2 separate regions of the Homo sapiens genome follow, and region 1 is linked to region 2. Evidence: chromatin loops called from intact Hi-C (ENCODE). Cell type or tissue: HCT116. All regions are shown on one strand. Each heading gives the region's core, and the rest is flanking DNA. Links, peaks and the distances in the headings are about the cores only. Region 1 overlaps VPS13D (vacuolar protein sorting 13 homolog D). Region 2 has its middle 15 kb from the start of LINC02766.

Region 1 (8,328 bases), core at 235-8,234, 110 kb before region 2:
GAAATTAAGTTACACAGGTTAAATGGTTTTGCCAAGACCGTGCAGTCAGTGTTGGAACCAGGGGATGGTGCCCAGGCTTCACAAACACTGAGCCCACTCTTTTCCTACCACACTAAGCCTTCTCAGAGGAGAGCCAGAGGAGCTTCTGATGCCTTGAAGACAGCTGTGAAACATCTTGCTTCCAAGAGGGCCTTGCTTTCCTAGCACCCACGCCAGATTGTGTGAATGCTTGGTTCTATAGTCTCAGCGGGTCATGCAAATCTCCAGTCCTACGATCACTAAGAAACAAAGCAAAAGGGGGCAAAGCCAGATAGATTTTACCAGCCTGTTTGGATTTTGTGTCCAGTAGAATTAGCAAGTGAAAGTTGTAGGATTGCTACAGAAGAGTTGCTTAGAAATCAATTAACGTGACAAACTGAGGTGCCTCAACAAATAAATTATATGGAGAGATAAAAGTTGTTAGGACTAAACACAGGAAGAATTTGCCACTTGTTTCTCTGTAAAAGGTAAAAACATAACAGTGAACTGTGTCTAACTTATGTTAAAAAATTGAATTTGGTGAGAAGCCTAGTTTTAATAATATTTCATATGATAATTTAAACTCTCTAACTTTTGCCTATTTAACCCCATCTTGTATTCTTCCTAAGAGATGTGTCAACACTAAAACTTTTCTTAGTTATTCCAGCTGAATATGGCAAAGCTACAATAGCTTTTCCCAGATGCAGACTCTTAACACAATCGCTGATATTCAGTAGAAACTCTTTGGATAGCAGATTTGGGAAAGAACCTTAAGGCCAGCCTTTAGCCCTCTCAAATTATAGGTAGAGAAACTGAGACCCTGTAAGGTTCTCAAAGCTAATTAGTCACAGGGCTAGCCCTCAAACCCAGGCTTTCTGGCTACAGATCTAGTATGATTGTTGAGACTGGGCCGGCAGCTTGTGGGCACCTGCTTGGTAGGAGTGAGGGGGAGAAAAGTAGTAGGGTGTAAGCCTTGCCTACTGTATATCTTCTCAGCGTTCTTTATTTTTTATCCATTTGTGTGTCTGTCTCCCATACTATACTGAGTTCCATGAGTACAAGGGACTAAGTCATACTCGTCTTGGTATCTTTAACCCTAAGCACTTAGCCTGTGATCTAGGAAGCCCTCAAGGGTTTGTTGCACTGAACCAGTCTGTTCTGTGTCAAGGTCAACTTACCGGAAGGGGCTGCAGGTAGTACAGCTCCTTAAAGCACCTTCTATTACTAGTCCTTCAGCAGAATCTTACCCAGTGAGTAAACCCATGCAAAACTTTTGCATCTCTCCTGAAAGCAGAACAAGACCTGCCCCCATGAAAAGAAAGAAATAGGGAATCCCTTTATAATTAGATTTAGTGGGCAGTGGTGAGATGTAGTAGAGATGAAACTTTAATAGACACATAGTCTTTGGGTGATGCCAAAATTAATCTAACTTTGTGGGTTAAAATGAATTTTAAAATTTTTCTAAATGTTCATATGTTTTTCTCTGTATGTTGTTAGAATTGTCATCGGGTTCTTTCTAAAGGCTGTGTGAAAGAAAAGAGCAAGCCAGGTGCGGTGGCTTACACCTGTAATCCCAGCACTTTGGGAGGCTGAGGCGGGCGGATAACCTGAGGTCGGGAGTTCGAGATTAGCCTGACTAACTTGGAGAAACCCCATCTCTACTAAAAATACAAAATTAGATGGGCATGGTGGTGCATGCCTGTAATTCCAGCTACTTGGAAGGCTGAGGCAGGAGAGTCGCTTGAACCTGGGGAGGCGGAGGTTGCTGTGAGCCTAGATTGTGCCATTGCACTCCGGCCTGGGCAACAAGAGCAAAACTCCGTCTCAAAAAAAAAAAAAAAGAAAAGAGCGAAAACATCTTTAGTACTGGTTCTTGCCCTAGGACAGAAGTGGCTGTTTGCTGTACCTCTCAGTGGACACTGAAAATGTGGATGTGTCCAGTTGCCTGCTGTCCAGCAACCCTGGAAGAACTTGTGATGGCTTTGTCTTCGTTATGAGAACACTTTGATCTGAACCCCTTTCCTTTTCTGAATCCTTTCCCTTTTTTTTTTTTTTTTAAGACAGTCTCACTGGCTGAAGTGCAATGGCACCATCTTGTCTCACTGCAACCTCTGCTTCTTGGGTTCAGGCAATCCTCCCAACCCGGCCTCCTGAGTAGCTGGGACTACGGGAGCACACCACCACACCTGGCTAAATTTTTTTTTCTCGTAGAGATGGGGTTTCTCTATGTTGCTCAGGCTGGTCTCTAACTCCTGGGCTGAAGTGATCCTCCTGCCTCAGCCTCCCAAAGTGCTGGGATTACAGGCATGAGCCACTGTGCCTGGCGTCTGAGTCCTCCTTCTAAAGGGAACCCACTGCACAGCATCTGGCTGCTGCCAACAAAATGACTGCCCCACCAGTCCCACAGGTGATGAGAGTTTGCAATGGCCTTCACAGCTTAGTACCTTAGTACCTTTTCTCTCCTGGTAACTTAGAATGGAAGCCCCATGGGGGCCCACGCATATCTGCGAGGGTGCACAGGCATGTGGCAGAATGAGCCAGGGGCCACCCTCTTGTTCTGGAGGTGCTGAGAGCCGGCCTGGCTGGGGGCTGTAACTGTCAGGCTGACTCCCAGCCACACTGTCCTCCCTGGAGTAGGTGCTCGAAACCTTTGCTTTTTGCCTTTTCGCTTTAATCTGGAACGCTTGGGGAAAAAAAAAAAACAAAAAAACAAAAAAACAACAACAAAACAGTAGACCAAATGGTGACTGAGTCCCAACCCTTCTTCAGGCCAGATGAAATCATGGTCCCTGCTGGCGCCATTCCTCCATCTCAGAGCCCTCACTTGGGTTCAGACCCTCAGTCACACAGGGAGCCCCGCCACAGCTGAAGTGTTTTGTCAGAGCAAGATTGCAAAGAGTTAACACTTTTGCTTTTTCGGAAAGTTATCTGTGAAGAGTATTAGTTGTTTAATAAAGCGTGCCTGCCCTCCCGATGAACCCGCCAGTGACTCTGCAGCTGGGGTCATTCCAAGTTCACGCAGTGGACTTTTGACTGCCTTCTGTGTCTGTGAAAACAGTCGGCAGCTCCTGCGGGGATCATTCATTCAGGCCTGTAACACAAAACTATTGCCAATGGGCACCTGCTGGGGCAGCTTCCCGGGAGGGCTGGGAGGAAGATACCAAACTCATCAGGCATCTGTGGAGATAAGAGCGGCAGGGGATCCACTGGGATCCCGCTAATCAGGCCTGCACTTAGACCCCACTGCCTGGCCAACAGGCTGGTGTCAGAATGTATTAGGCAGCCCTGGCCAGGATAGGATGTGAGCTAATTAAAGGCCTTTTACAAAGAGGAGGAGGTAGGGGGTGGGGAGAGAGAGAGAGTGAGAGAGAGAGAGAGAGAGTGTGTGTGTGTGTGTGTGTGGAGGAGGAGGAGGAGGAAAGAAGTTTGAAGTGCATTCCCCAAATTTCCAGCACATTCTTTATTCCTCTGTTTTATCCCTCAAAACAGAAGAAAACAAATTAGAGGCTGAGCATTTGGTTATTTCTAACCTGAAATTGTCATTCATTGTGCCTGATGCCGTATTGGTTTTAACTGCTATTTTTGTGGAATTACATATACTGTGAAAGACATCTTTTGCCGCAGTCTCCCTGGGAACATCCTGTTGTTGAAATGCCGTTGGTCAGCTGCTTGAATTTTGCCCTTTTCTCTGACTTTGACACATCAAGGCAAAAATAGGTACCTATTTGTGGTGTGTTCTAGGTTTCTCCCTTTTGCTTGGAAAATCCACTTGCCAGCTGTGAAGGGTGCTGCTGGGAGGATGAAATGAGTCAGTGCACAGCGTGTGCTCTTAAAGTTTGGTGGTTGAGGTGGCGGTGGTAGCAGCTTGGCTCTGTGGTTTAAAATGCCACAGCATGCACTATCTTGAAAATACTCAGTAGTCCTAGCATACAACTGGGTTTTAGTTACACCTACTTAAGGAAGAAAGCTCATTTGAAAGTGTTTGATTTTCCTGTACTTTCGTTTGTTTATTTAGCCTGTGTATTCCCCCCACCCCCAGTAAGCAGCAAACTAACTTATTTATAGGCCTCAGGTATGTTTAAATCTGTGGTATTTTCTTAATCAGCCTGATAATGATACATTTTTGAAAGCAGTTTTGTTCACACATAAACCTAAGCCTTTATTATATTATTCTGATACATTCCACATAAGCTTGTCTGTGCACAAAGAAACATTTAGATTAATCTTGTACTACATGGTAACAATCCTAGGAAATTCCAATCAAAAGCCAACAACCTGTTTCCTTCATTCTGGACTGTTGGTGGGTTTGTTTTTGTCTGTGGTCTGATAAGGAGTAACAACAATGTTAATTTTGTATTTCCTTGGCATTTGTCTCACATAATCTTTTGTCAAAGTTGACCAGTAGGCTTGTCAGGCTTGCCATGCAGTTTATGAAATAAATAGTTACAATGGAGTAGTTAACTTAGCCCTGCGGAATATGTTAGTGTATCCTTACCGTAAGTGTTTAAAATGTTAATTACATTTATCTTTATTTCTCAGCATTGCTATACAGAAAACATGGGATAGACACTGATACTGATTGCCCAGTTGAAATAAGTTTTGAATTTAGTAACTGAATGGATAGCTTTAAAAATGGTACTAATATTTTGGGAGACTGAGGTGAGCAGATTGCTTGAACTCAGGAGTTCGAGACCAGCCTGGGCAACATGACCAAAAAAAAAAAAAGTCTAAAAAATACAAAAATTAGCTGGGCGTGGTGGCACCCGCCTGTAGTCACACCTACATGGGAGGCTGAGGTGGGAGGATCATCCGAGCCTAGGAAGTTGAGGCTGCAGTGAGCTGTGTTTGCACCATCACATTCCAGCCTGGGTGACAGAGCAGGACCCTGTCTGAACAACAACAACAAAAAGATACTCATATTTATTGACTGCTTCACTATGTGCCAGGTACTGTTCTGAGTCTTCATACAAATTGATTTGTTTAATCCTCATAACGACCCTGTGGAATGCTAGTTTGTAAATGAGGATACTGACGTTCAGAGAAATTAACTAATTTGCCCAAGGTTACAAGGAGAGCCAGGCTAAGAACCGAGATTCTCTGATTCAGAGCCCGTCCTCTTAATACCAGTGCAAAAGCAGCACTCTATCTAGTAGGCTTCATTCTCGAACCTCTCTGCGATATATTTGCAGGGATTAACCATGTAAGGCTGTATTATCAAGGGGATACAGAGAATTTGAGTCACAGTTTAAAGTCATTTCCTGTGCTACCCTGTGTTGTATAATTAGCTCTTTTGTAGATGCTGTACCATCCAGGCCAAAGTGTGTGGCCGAAACCAGGAAATTGTTCTAACCCTGTCTGAGACACTTAGTGAAGGAGTTTTGACTTTGCTCTAACTCTACACATCGAGCTGACTATAGATTTATGTGCAAAAAGCATAACCTCATGTTAACAGGTCTATTTATTGTGTCTCTAGAGCAAGTTCACAACTATGTATGGACAACTAGAAATGCCAGGCTCTGTGCTAGGCACAGGGGACACAGACATAAACAAAACAAAGCCCTCTCCCCTTGGGGTCACCATCCAGCAGGGGAGGAGGACTTGCAGTCACACACATGTGGGAAAGTGTTCCAGGTTTGAGTTTGGTGTCTGTGGGGGTTCCTGTAGGGGGATCTCAGGAAGGGGTGGACTCTTCTACCCAGGACAAGGAAGGTCTGTACAGGGGAAGGCACGCCGGTGCCCAATCCTGAAGTCCAAGGAGATGCTTGCCATGTGGACAAGAGACAGGTGGGGACAAGAAGAGGCACACAGGGAGCAGTCCCAGCAGGAGGGAGCCTGGGGTGTGCAGCAGCAGGACTAGGGAGGGGTCAGTGGAGCTTAGCAGGTGGGCCTCTGGAATGAGGAGCTGGCCTAGTGGGGAAAGACTGGCTCATTGTACATCCCTTTGTTTTCCCTTGTTTCGCCCCCACCCACCACGTGAATTTAAAGGGGAAGAGACTTAACTGAATGTTTCACTTTTTGAGCCTAGTATTGTTATTTGTCATGATTTGACCATAATCTGCATATATACAATGTTAACTATTATTTTTTGCAAGTTTTTTTTTGTTTGTTTTTGTTTTTGAGACGGAGGTTTGCTCTTGTTGCCCAGGCTGGAGTGCAATGGCGTGATCTCGGCTCACCGCAACCTCCGCCTCCCAGATTCAAGCAATTCTCCTGCCTCTGCCTCCCGAGTAGCTGGGATTACAGGCATGCACCGCCACGCCTGGCTAATTTTGTATTTTTAGTAGAGACAGGGTTTCTCCATGTTGGTCAGGCTGGTCTCGAACTCCCGACCTCAGGTGATCCACCCACCTCAGCCTCCCAAAGTGCTGGGATTACACGCGTGAGCCACCGCTCCTGGCCTTTGCAAGTATTTTTATGTGGGTAAAACAGTTATACCTTTCACTGAGCGGGCCCAAACAAACAAAAACAACAGCCTGTCACACCGTGTGTGTGTGTGTGGCGGCGGGAGGGGGGTACCCAAAAACCCTGACTCACTTTTTATATAATTAGAGCTAAAACCAAACCAAGTCATGGCTTGTTTGCAGTAGGTAGATTGCAGAGTTACCAAACTGTTCTTTCTGACCAGAGTGACTCAGTCTAGTGCAAAGTCATGAACTGCCTCCAGCATTTCTCATTAACCTAATATCTCCATCTAGAGTAGAAATTCACCCTCCCTAAAGCCCAGAGGAAACAAACTAAGGGTCCTTGTGAAAGGAAAAGGCCTTTAGACCCTAAAACAACTGATTAGAAAGGCAGGACGAAAGGAGGGAGGGGGGCATTCTTTGTGCTTTCCTGTGCAATTTGGAGCTCAACAGATGAAGTGTTTGCCATTGATCCCCAAACCACATTTTGGGAAACTATCTGACCCCATTTGACTGGCCATTCAACTGTTCCACCATTTTCTTTACACAAAGCTAAACTAGATTTGAGCTAAATTTGAGAGGGAAGAGCACATTACATATGGGAATGTGGTTCATGGTTTTCTAACCCAACCCTCCCCTCCCCCATCCATTCCAATGAGTAGATTTTTCTCTGGAAATCCATCCTTTCTTTTTCCATTCAAGGCAACTAACAGTATCCAATTTTTGATTCGTAGTTTTAGTTTTCCATGTATAGACTAAAAGTGGATGTTTATCTTGAGACAGGAATGACTGTTTTTCTGCAATTGTTTAGACTAAGGCTAGGTAGATTTCCTGTGGACTTCTTGGAACCTTTGAGCCCTGATGTTTTCCCTGCGCTCAAAAATTACAGTGCTGGATGGCATCTTTCCAGCTGTTGGGATGGGAGACAGGCTGGGCCCTTTGACTCCTAAAATTGAACTTAGGTTGAGCTGGTTGGCAAATGTGGCAATGAAAGGGTTCCCTGAGCAAAACCTGGGAAAATATCAGTCTGGATATACTCTCCTAGCCCTGGCTTTCTTAGCACACCTTGATGTGTGTTCCGTAGCTGTCTTCCCACCCCCATCCCCTAAAACTTGAGCATCTGTAGCTCATCACTTATGTCCTGAACTCAGTAAACTGAGTCTCTGTTATAGGACTTAGAGAAATTTTCTTATACTATGGACTGAATGTGTCCCCCCAGAATTCATATGTTGAAATTCTAACCCCAAAGGTGTTGGTGTCAAGAGGTCATTGGGGGTGATTAGATCAAGGAATTGGTGCCCTTATCAAAGAGACCCCAGAGAGCTAGCCCACCCTTCTACCGTGTGAGGTTACAGTGAAAAGATGGCCATCTAGGAAGCAGGCCCTCATCAGACATTGAATCAGACACCGAATCTGCTGTCACCTTGATCTTGGACTTCCCATCCTCCAGAACTGTGAGAAACAAATTTCTGCTGTTTGTAAGCCACTCAGTTAACGGTATTTTGTTGTAGCAGCATGAACACACTGAGACAGCACATAACACAGAATGCTGTTTCTTTAAAATTTTCTTGAGTTTTTACCATGTGGTTTACTTGTCTTTTTCATTGATCCTTCCCTGTTCAGTGGGGAAACACAGATCAGCACCCAGCCCTTGCCGACCACATGAAACCTAAGATCTCACCTCCTCCTCCCTGGCAAAAGAAGAATTAGATAATGAGAGGTGTTCTGGTTTTGAGAGGAAGTTAACAAGTGTTGGGACGCTTGCACGTTAGAGCTGGCTGCCTGTGCTCTGAGTCAGAACTGAAATTTTGACATGTAAAGAAGAACTAATATTTGATCCTCTCCTGTGTGCCAGGCATAGCGCTAGCCACTTCATAGCTTTTTGGCTATTCTTCTCCATCTCCTTTCT
Region 2 (8,328 bases), core at 15-8,014:
TTCTGGATTTCTCTGTGGTTCCCTCCTTTTTGGTAACCTGCCCACAAATTCTAGCTGTTTTTGCTGCCCTGAACCCTGAGCTTCCTTTTCTCTACCCAGAGAGACTGTGACTCTCTGCTTGTAATCCTCTTCCTGGTACCACAGTTTGAAAATTACCCCAAGGCAGAAAGTCAAGGGGGATGTGTAGTTCAGCCTTTTGTGTTTCCCTTTTTAAAGGATTGTAGCATGGCAATGCCTGCAGTCTAATGCCTAATAATTGTTTCATATATTTTGACCATTTTTGCAGTTATTTGTGACAGATTTGTCCAGTACCAACTACTCTGCCATGGATAGAACCAGAAATTTCTCCTTTTCTCTGAGCCCTTGCCAATTAAGCTTTCATCCCCACAACCTCACCCTTTCCAGATAATCAATGACATTCATATTTCAAACTCTAATCTTCATGATAAGGCCTTATCTAATCTGAATAAAAGCTGTATTTGTCATGATTGAGCACTCTCTCTCCTTCTTTTTTTTTTTTTTTTTGAGATGGAGTCTCATTCTGTCACCCAGGCTGGAGTGCAGTGGCACAATCTTGGCTCACTGCAACCTCTGCCTCCTGGGTTCAGGTGATTCTCCTGCCTCAGCCTCCTGAGTAGCTGGAACCACAGGTGCGTGCCACCACGCCCGGCTAATTTTTTGTACTTTTAGTAGAGTTGGGTTTTCACCATGTTAGCCAGGATGGTCTCGATCTCCTGGCCTCGTGATCTGCCCACCTTGGCCTCCCAAAGTGCTGGGATTACAGGCGTGAGCCACCGTGCCCAGCCACTCTCTCCTTCTTGAAAGTTTTTTTTTTTTTACTTTGTTTCCAGAATACCCAATTCCTTCATTTTCCTCCTACTTCACTCGTTATTCTTTGTTCTCATCTTCCTGGCCTCCAAATGTTGGAGAGCCGCAGCATTCACTGTAAGTCCTCTTCCTTTCTTCAGCCAAACTCTCCTTGGTTATCTCTCTGAGTCCTATGGCTTTAAATATCATCTGTATATGGGCAGGTCTCATAGTCTTATCTCCCGCCTGAATTTCTGCCCTGAAATTCAAACTCAGAGCTCCATCTGCCTCTCAATGTCTCCATTTAGAAGCCTAAAAAGCATGCCTTACTTAACATGTCCAAAACTGACCAAGCCTGCCTCTCCTTTGGTCTTACCCATCTTAATAAATAACTCCATTTTCCCAGTTGCTCAAGCCAACCATTTTGGAATCATCCTGGAAACTTCTCTTTTATTCGAACCCCATATCCAATCCATCAGAAAATCCTGTTGGCCCGACCTTGGAAAGCTACCCCACCATCATCTCCCTCCTGGATTATTACTGTAGCATTCTCAATGGTTCCTTGCTTCCTCCCTTGCCTCCTGTGCCAGCTGAGACCACTGCAGAATGTAGATGAGCTGTATCCTCTGACAGATACAGAGATTGCAGAGAGGTTAGCAGACGGGCTGATTACAAGCTGCGGGTGGGATCAGGGGTACCAACAAGAGACGGTGACGTATCCTCTTACCATCCCTAAGATGGGTGAGAGTCAAAGCTGCCGGCCCCCTGATAGGAGCCATAGCCTTTGGTAGAAAAAGTCAGCTACTTCCAAACTACAGCCTAGTGGAGACAGAGAGCCAGGGAAATCAATACCCTCCCCTCTCCTCTTGCCCTCTGATCTCCTGCTCTGTCTCCCACTGGCTGAGCCTAACTGGAAGCTGGAGGGTTGGGGAGCCCACTGATATAGTCCACAGAGGGCAGCCTCCCAGGGCAGAGAGCAGGGTGAACAAAGGGAGAGTAAATTTAGAAGGCAAATGGTGAATATCCCAAACCCCTCTGCTTGCCCACAGCTGCACACACCATCCATGGCCCAGTCTTCATGTAGCTGCCAGAGTGATCTATGCACTACTGGGGACCAGAGGTGAGGGGTGGGGGTCACAGGATGGATGGAGCCTGGATCTATGGGACACTAAAGGGAGGAGGGCTGCTTGCCCACCAGGAATGCTGATCTTTCCTTAAGAGAGCAAGATAAAAACCTCTATTGTGTTTGAGTTACTAAATGTTTGGGAGTCTATTACAGTTTAGCCACTTATCTTAGACACATGTAAAGCAAGGGTAATAGTTATATCATCCCTACAGGGCTATCAGGGGAATTAAATAAGCTATAATTGCTTAGAACAATGCTTGGCATAAGTTCTTAAGCAATGGTAACAATTATTATTATTATTACTATTATTATTGAGACAGTCTCAGTCTGTCTCCCAGTCTGGAGTGCAGTGGTGCAATCTCAGCTCATTGCAACCTCTGCTTCCTGTGCTCAAGTGATCTTCCCACCTCAGCTTCCCGAGTAGCTGGGACTACAGGCACACGTCACCATGCCTGGCTAATTTTTTGTAGAGACAGGGTTTTGCCATGTTGCCCAGGCTGGTCTTGAACTCCTGGCAGATCCTCAAGTGATCTCCCTGCCTTGGCCTCACAAAGTGCTGGAATTACAGGTGTGAGTCACTGCACCCGGTCCAATTATTATTTTTATTTAATATGTAAAATTAATATGAAAGCATACTATTAATTATGTTTTTGCGAATGCCTTGTTATAGACTTTGAGGGGTTCTTCCAGAGAGTTGAAGAATTGTGGAGTGTGTGTGTGTGTGTGTGTGTGTGTGTGTGTGTGTGTATACATATATATATAGAGAGAGAGAGAGAATTCCAGCCACCTCACCCCACACCCCAAGAGGCTGCTGATCCACTTGCCCTCCAGGCAGAGTGCCCAGGAGAAAAGAGAGCTGGTTCCTGACTTGCTTTAGGATGGGGCAGACGTTCCTCTGTGCCATGTTCCAGGCCAAAACCTTATGAAGGCCTAGCACCTTCACTCATGTGCTTTTGGGAGCCCCAAGTCACTGAATAGTCTGGCTACCCTGCAGGACAGACCACATGGAGAGGCCATGTAAGACAGGGAGAGAGGCCCCGAGACTCCACAGGGACAGAGAGACAGGCACAGCCATCCTCGTGAACCAGGTGTCCCAGCCTTCTGGGTGTCCCCACAAAGATGCCACATGCCTGAGCCATGTTGAACCCTTCAGCCCAGAAGAGCCCCAGCAAACAGCCCCTCCAGCCACCACCCCAGCAGATGATGGAGCAGATGATTCACCTAGCTGAGCCCTGTCCACCCTCAGGTTCAAACAAGATCATCAAATGGCTGGGTGTTTTTTTGTTTGGTTGGTTTGGTTTGGTTTTTTGAGAGAGGGTCTTGCTCTGTGGCCCAGGCTAGAGTGCAAGTGACTCAGTGCAGCCTTGAACTCCTGGACTCAAGTGATCTTCCTGCCTCAGCCTCCTGAGTGGCTGGGACTACAGGTGTGCCCCATTAATCCAGCTAATTTTTATATTTTTTGATAGAGGTGGGATCTCACTATGTTGGCCAGGCTGGTCTCGAACTCCTGACCTCAAGCAATCCTCCCACTTTGGTCTCTCAAAGTGCTAGTTTTACAGACATGAGTCACCATGCCTGGAGATAATTGTTTTAAGCCATAAAGTTTTGGGGTGGTTTGTGACGTTGCCACAACAGCAAGCCGAGCCTGCCCGTGTGAGCAGGAGGTGGGTGGGTACTTGCTGCTTTGAATTTCCCTTCCAGTTGGGGGAGCTGGAAATTCAAAGTCGCAAGTACCCACCCCACCCGCTGCTCACATACGCAGGCTTGGGAAGGAACGGAACACCAAGGGCCGGCTGCTTGGGTGTGTTGCAACCAGACGCCCGCAGGCCTTGGATGGATGGAATTCTCCAGGCATCCGTGGTGGGGGGACCGGCTCCTGCCCCCTTGGCCGAGAGGGCTGAGCTCACTCAGCGTCTCCATTCCTCTTCTTGATTGGCACTTTAATGAGGGCAGAAGGGGCTGACCCCCTGCCAGGGGACCGGTTCATGCCCCGTTTATCTCACAGCCCGAGTCAGACTAAAACAACATCGCAGGCCGAGCGGCCAGGAGCCAGCAGGGCCGGGAGCCCCCGCCCTCGGTGATGGATTGAGTGACCGCGGCGAGTTGGCAGCTGAAGTGTGTGGTGGCCGCACCGTCCTGTCAGCCTGCAACAAAGGAGGCCGGCCTGGCCCGGCCCTCACGCCAAACGGCTCCCCTCCCAGGGACAGCTCCGAAGGCTGCCTTTCCCTCCACCCTCCCCCAACTCCAACGCCAAGTTCCCAGAGGCAGGCTGAGGCCAGAGCCCAGTGTGCGGGGAGGGGCACTGTCCTGGGGTCCTGGGTGCGGTGCATGGGGGTGGGAAATCCTGGGCTTGCAGGCGGAGCTGGTGCTGAGAACGTCCTCTCGGGCTCCTGGCTTCAGGGCCCAGCACTGGACCCTTCCTGACGGTGCAGAGGAGGGGCTCCCTGGTCCAGCAATCCCTGAAGGATCCCAGCTGGGCCTTTTACTTGCTGTGCAACCTTGAGTGAGTTTGTCAACCTCTCTGAACCTCTCCTCATCTGTCAGAGGCGAATCCTGCTTATAACTACATCCCTGGGTTCTTTTGAGGATGAAATGAGACTTGCTGGCAGAGCCTCCCTTCCAGAAAGCAGGCTCCTACACGTGAGGCCTCGGTTTACCTGGGCGGTACTGACCATCTCCCCAGTGCCCCTGCCTGGGTTGAATGACTCTGAGAGGAGCCACTGGTGGTAAAGAACCCCCCAACTCCCGCTGTCAGGAATTGTCACCAGCTGCCACCATAAGTACCACAGCGCTGCAGCTTAGGGGTAGACCCCTTTTTACACATGGAGAAACTGAAGCTCAGAGACGTAAATGTGCCCAGTGTCCTGCAGAGAGTGAGACAGGTCAGGGACGCCAACCCAGAGCTGCCTGGCTCCGAAGTCTATGCGGCTGCTCCCAAGGCCCTGAGCTGTGGGCTGGAATTTCCCTGTAAGGACAGGGTCGTAAGTGACAGCCCCCAGTGCTCGCAGAGGCAAAGGGCCAGAGCCTGATTTGCAACGTGCGCCTCGACAGCCATGAAGTGCTCCAGGGGGGCAGCCTTTCCCATGCCTTCCTGGGGCCACAGAGTGCAGTTGAGCTCAGCAGCTTGGAGGAGGTGCAGGGGGCCGGCCTCAGCCCCTGGGTCTCCAGGTGTGGGGACCTACATCAGGAACAGGACAGTCTTTGCAGTCCCAGCTGCTCTGTCCCCAGAGCTGGGGAGGGGAGAAGACAGAGCTGGACAAATGGCTCATCAGATCCCAGAGAGCCCTGGAAGGGGAGGAAGGGGCCTTCCCGGGCCTTGTCTGGATAGCTCAGTCCTCCCAGGAGGGGAAGAAACCAGCCTCCGCTTGCAGATTTCACCTCCCTGTGAACTCCCAAAGGGCGGGAGGCCAAGCCGCAGCTGAGGTCAGAGAAAGTAGCAGGGTGACCGTGGGGCTCCACGTGGCCCTCCCTCACTCTCTGCCACGGGCCCTCCAAAAACAGGCTTCTGCCCCTCAGCGCCTCCAACAGCCTTTCCCCACCACCAGACAAAAGATGAGCTGAGCTGCCCAGCTGGTGGATCAGGGCTCTGAGGGTGGGCTAAACCAGTAGAGGCTTCCCCCAAACTCTGATTCACCAGACGAGGAGAAACCCAGCCTTTTGGCCCCAAGAATCCCGGTGCCCCACCCTGGATCCAGCCCTGAGTGGGCCCTTAAAACTGTTTCCTCCCACCCCAAGTGCTTTGCATCTATTATTCCCTTTGTGTCAAAAAGTCTTGTCCCCATTTGCCCGGTTAATTCTAAGTCAGCCATCAGAGCTCATGACACAGGTCGCTTCCTCAGGGAAGCCTTCCGTGACTGACACCCCTCCTGGCAGACCCCTGGTCAGAATAAGTCCCTCCCTGTACCGTAGTCCACGTGGCTCTGCCAGCCCTTCCTTTGCAGCTTTGCGCATGTTAAATGTCATGTTTCGTGGATTTGTGTTGATGATAAGCTCCCGATGCAGAGATGGTAGGGACCATCTCTGCTCACGTGTCTGTCCCCAGGCCCAGAAGACAGCCTGGCACACGGCAGGTGCCTGATGAGCACTTGTGGACTGGATGGCATTGGCCAGTGTGCATCTCCCAGGAACTCTGCTGTGAACTCCGCTTGGGCAGGGACATGTCTGTTTTGTTCACCATTGTGTCCCCAAAATTCAAAGTCTTGCACCTAGAACACTCTTGTTGGATATTTGATAATGAGTGAGTTTGCTGCAAAAGGAAAAAAAGCAAGAACAATAACAATTACCACCATAAAATAAGAAAACGGACCCAGAATAGAATTTGAGGCAAGAGACCCTCTGAATGAGGAGATTCTAAGTCCTTTCATTCCAGAAGAATTATCCTGTGTGCTTCAGTGAGCCAAATCCCCAGGGAACAAATGACATCAGGGAAAGCTGCCTGAGCCCAGGACAAAATCAACTAAATTGCTCCAACTGGTAAACCTCCTGGCTCTCATTTCAGCCCACTGAGTCTTAGAGAGTTGGTGGCGGGGGGCGGTGGGGGGGTTGGGGGTAGAGCATAGAATAGCAGGAGTGTGACTCTAATGTAACCCAGGACAGGAAATGTTTCCAATGTTCTAAATTTTGTGGACAAAGTAAAATGTCAGGAAACAGGAAGCAAAAGAGTGGCTACAATATATAAAGAATTCATTAAAATAAACAAGAAAAACATTGAGTTTAATGTAGACAAACAGAGGACGTGAAAGAATCACTTACATATGAAGAAACTAGAGTTGGGCAGTCAGCATTCATTGAATGCTTATCTGTATTAGACACTGAAGTAAGTTTTACATCTCACTTCATTAGCACAGGGAGTATAGCAAGAAAATCCAACCAAATGGCCAAGCACAGTGGCTCCCACCTATAATACCAGCACTTTGGGAGGCCAAGGTGGGAGAATTACTCGAGCCCAAGAGTTCAAGAGAAGCCTGAGCAGCATAGCGAGATCTCATCTCTACAGATAAAATAATTGGCTAGGGATGGTGGCACTCACCAGTGGTTCCGGCTACTGGGGAGGCTGAGGTGGGAGGATCATTTGAGTCCAGGAGGTCGAGGCTGCAGTGAGCCATCCAGGATAATGCCACCACACTTCAGCCTGGGCGACAGAGATCCTGTCAAAAAAAAAAAAAAGAAAGAAAGAAAAAAGAAAAAGAAAGAAGAAAGAAAGAAAGAAGAAAGAAAGAAAGAAAGAAAGAAAATCCAACCAACAAATGTACGTTTCTAATTTTTTTGTATATTATTTACAAAGTTCTATAATCCTTTTGTTTGTCCCAAGAAAATTCCTGCATTCCTGTCTTAATTAAATCTCTCCAACCAACCAGTTTTCTGCAGAATATAATTCATTCATTCAGGTATGAAATGATGAAAACTGTTTACATAGCCACAACCCTGATAACTACGTCTGGGATGAAATTAATTTATTTCTGAGGCGTCTGGGTTCCGCAGATGACGTAATTACTATTGGACATTCAAACTACTCCTAAGACTCATTTAGGGTAGTTCTGAGACACACTGGCAATATGGAAATAGGTCGTAAGTTCTTGGGGCAAAGACCATGTTTTGATTTTGCTATTCTGAAAGTACCGCATGTATCTAAAGCTCCTATAAATAAACAAATCAAGATCAAATGATTGGTTGAATTGGACAAAAAGAAAAACTTACCAGCTGGAAATGGCAGCATTCCCAGTTTATATCTGACCCGGTTGGGGCTCAGAGGTTAATTAACATGGCAAGCTCACGTGCTCTGAGTTCACGTGATTGTCCTCACTCATCATCAAAGAGGGGGAAACTAAGGCAGTATTAAGAGGCTATTTTATATTTACAAAATGAATTTAAAACAAGGTTTTTTTCTTTGAGACAAGGTCTCGCTCTGGCACCCAGATTGGAGTCCAGTGGTGTGATCATGGCTTAGTGCAATCTGCCCATCTCAGTGGGACCACGGGTGGAACTGCCCGCATGTGCCACCATGCCCGGCTAATTTTAATTTTTTTTTGGTAGAAAAAGGGCCTCCCTATCTCCCTATGTTGACCAGACTTGTCTTAAACTCCTGGGCTCAAGTGATCCTCCTGCCTCAGCCTCCCAAAGTGCAGGTATTACAGGCATGAGCCACTGCACCAGGAAAAGAAAAGTGTTCTCAAGGTCACACCCAGGATTCTGAAGCATGCAGAGAAATTCAGGTACTCACTCTGCTGTTGAAGGTATTGCAAATTGCTGTCGTACTTAGAAATTAACTCACACCCAGAGAAAGAAAGTCATAAAACGATGTTTCCATCCCAGTAATTCTCTATTGGAATTCATCCCAAGGAAAAGGTTTATGAGATGCAAAGGGCCAGAACCATTCAAACATGCACGGCTGCATT

Evidence for each region. A loop is a pair of places that touch in the nucleus more often than their neighbours do. Peaks named below come from ENCODE experiments on the same cell type or tissue, not always from the same donor. Only the 100,000 strongest peaks of a DNase experiment are listed, where the experiment ranks them.
Region 1: a loop joins it to region 2, with 2.5 times the contacts of the local background. A loop is called at or near these places in 3 of 110 quality-filtered maps.

The regions. Positions count from the first base shown.
Region 1 is chr1:12,430,551-12,438,878 of GRCh38, forward strand. All of the region lies in intron 65 of VPS13D (vacuolar protein sorting 13 homolog D), which reads left to right. Among named protein-coding and RNA genes, the nearest start is that of SNORA59A, 73 kb to the right of the region's middle. RefSeq lists an enhancer at 2,937-3,081 and a cis regulatory region at 3,004-3,014. In HCT116, for the core only: no CTCF peak of the experiment used is centred there; DNase peaks (open chromatin) are centred at 3,101, 3,321 and 3,821; H3K4me3 peaks cover 1,761 bases; H3K27ac peaks cover 2,144 bases.
Region 2 is chr1:12,536,410-12,544,737 of GRCh38, forward strand. No RefSeq gene overlaps it. Among named protein-coding and RNA genes, the nearest start is that of LINC02766, 15 kb to the left of the region's middle. RefSeq lists enhancers at 3,943-4,591, 5,154-5,448. In HCT116, for the core only: no CTCF peak of the experiment used is centred there; DNase peaks (open chromatin) are centred at 3,592 and 3,962; H3K4me3 peaks cover 1,121 bases; H3K27ac peaks cover 963 bases.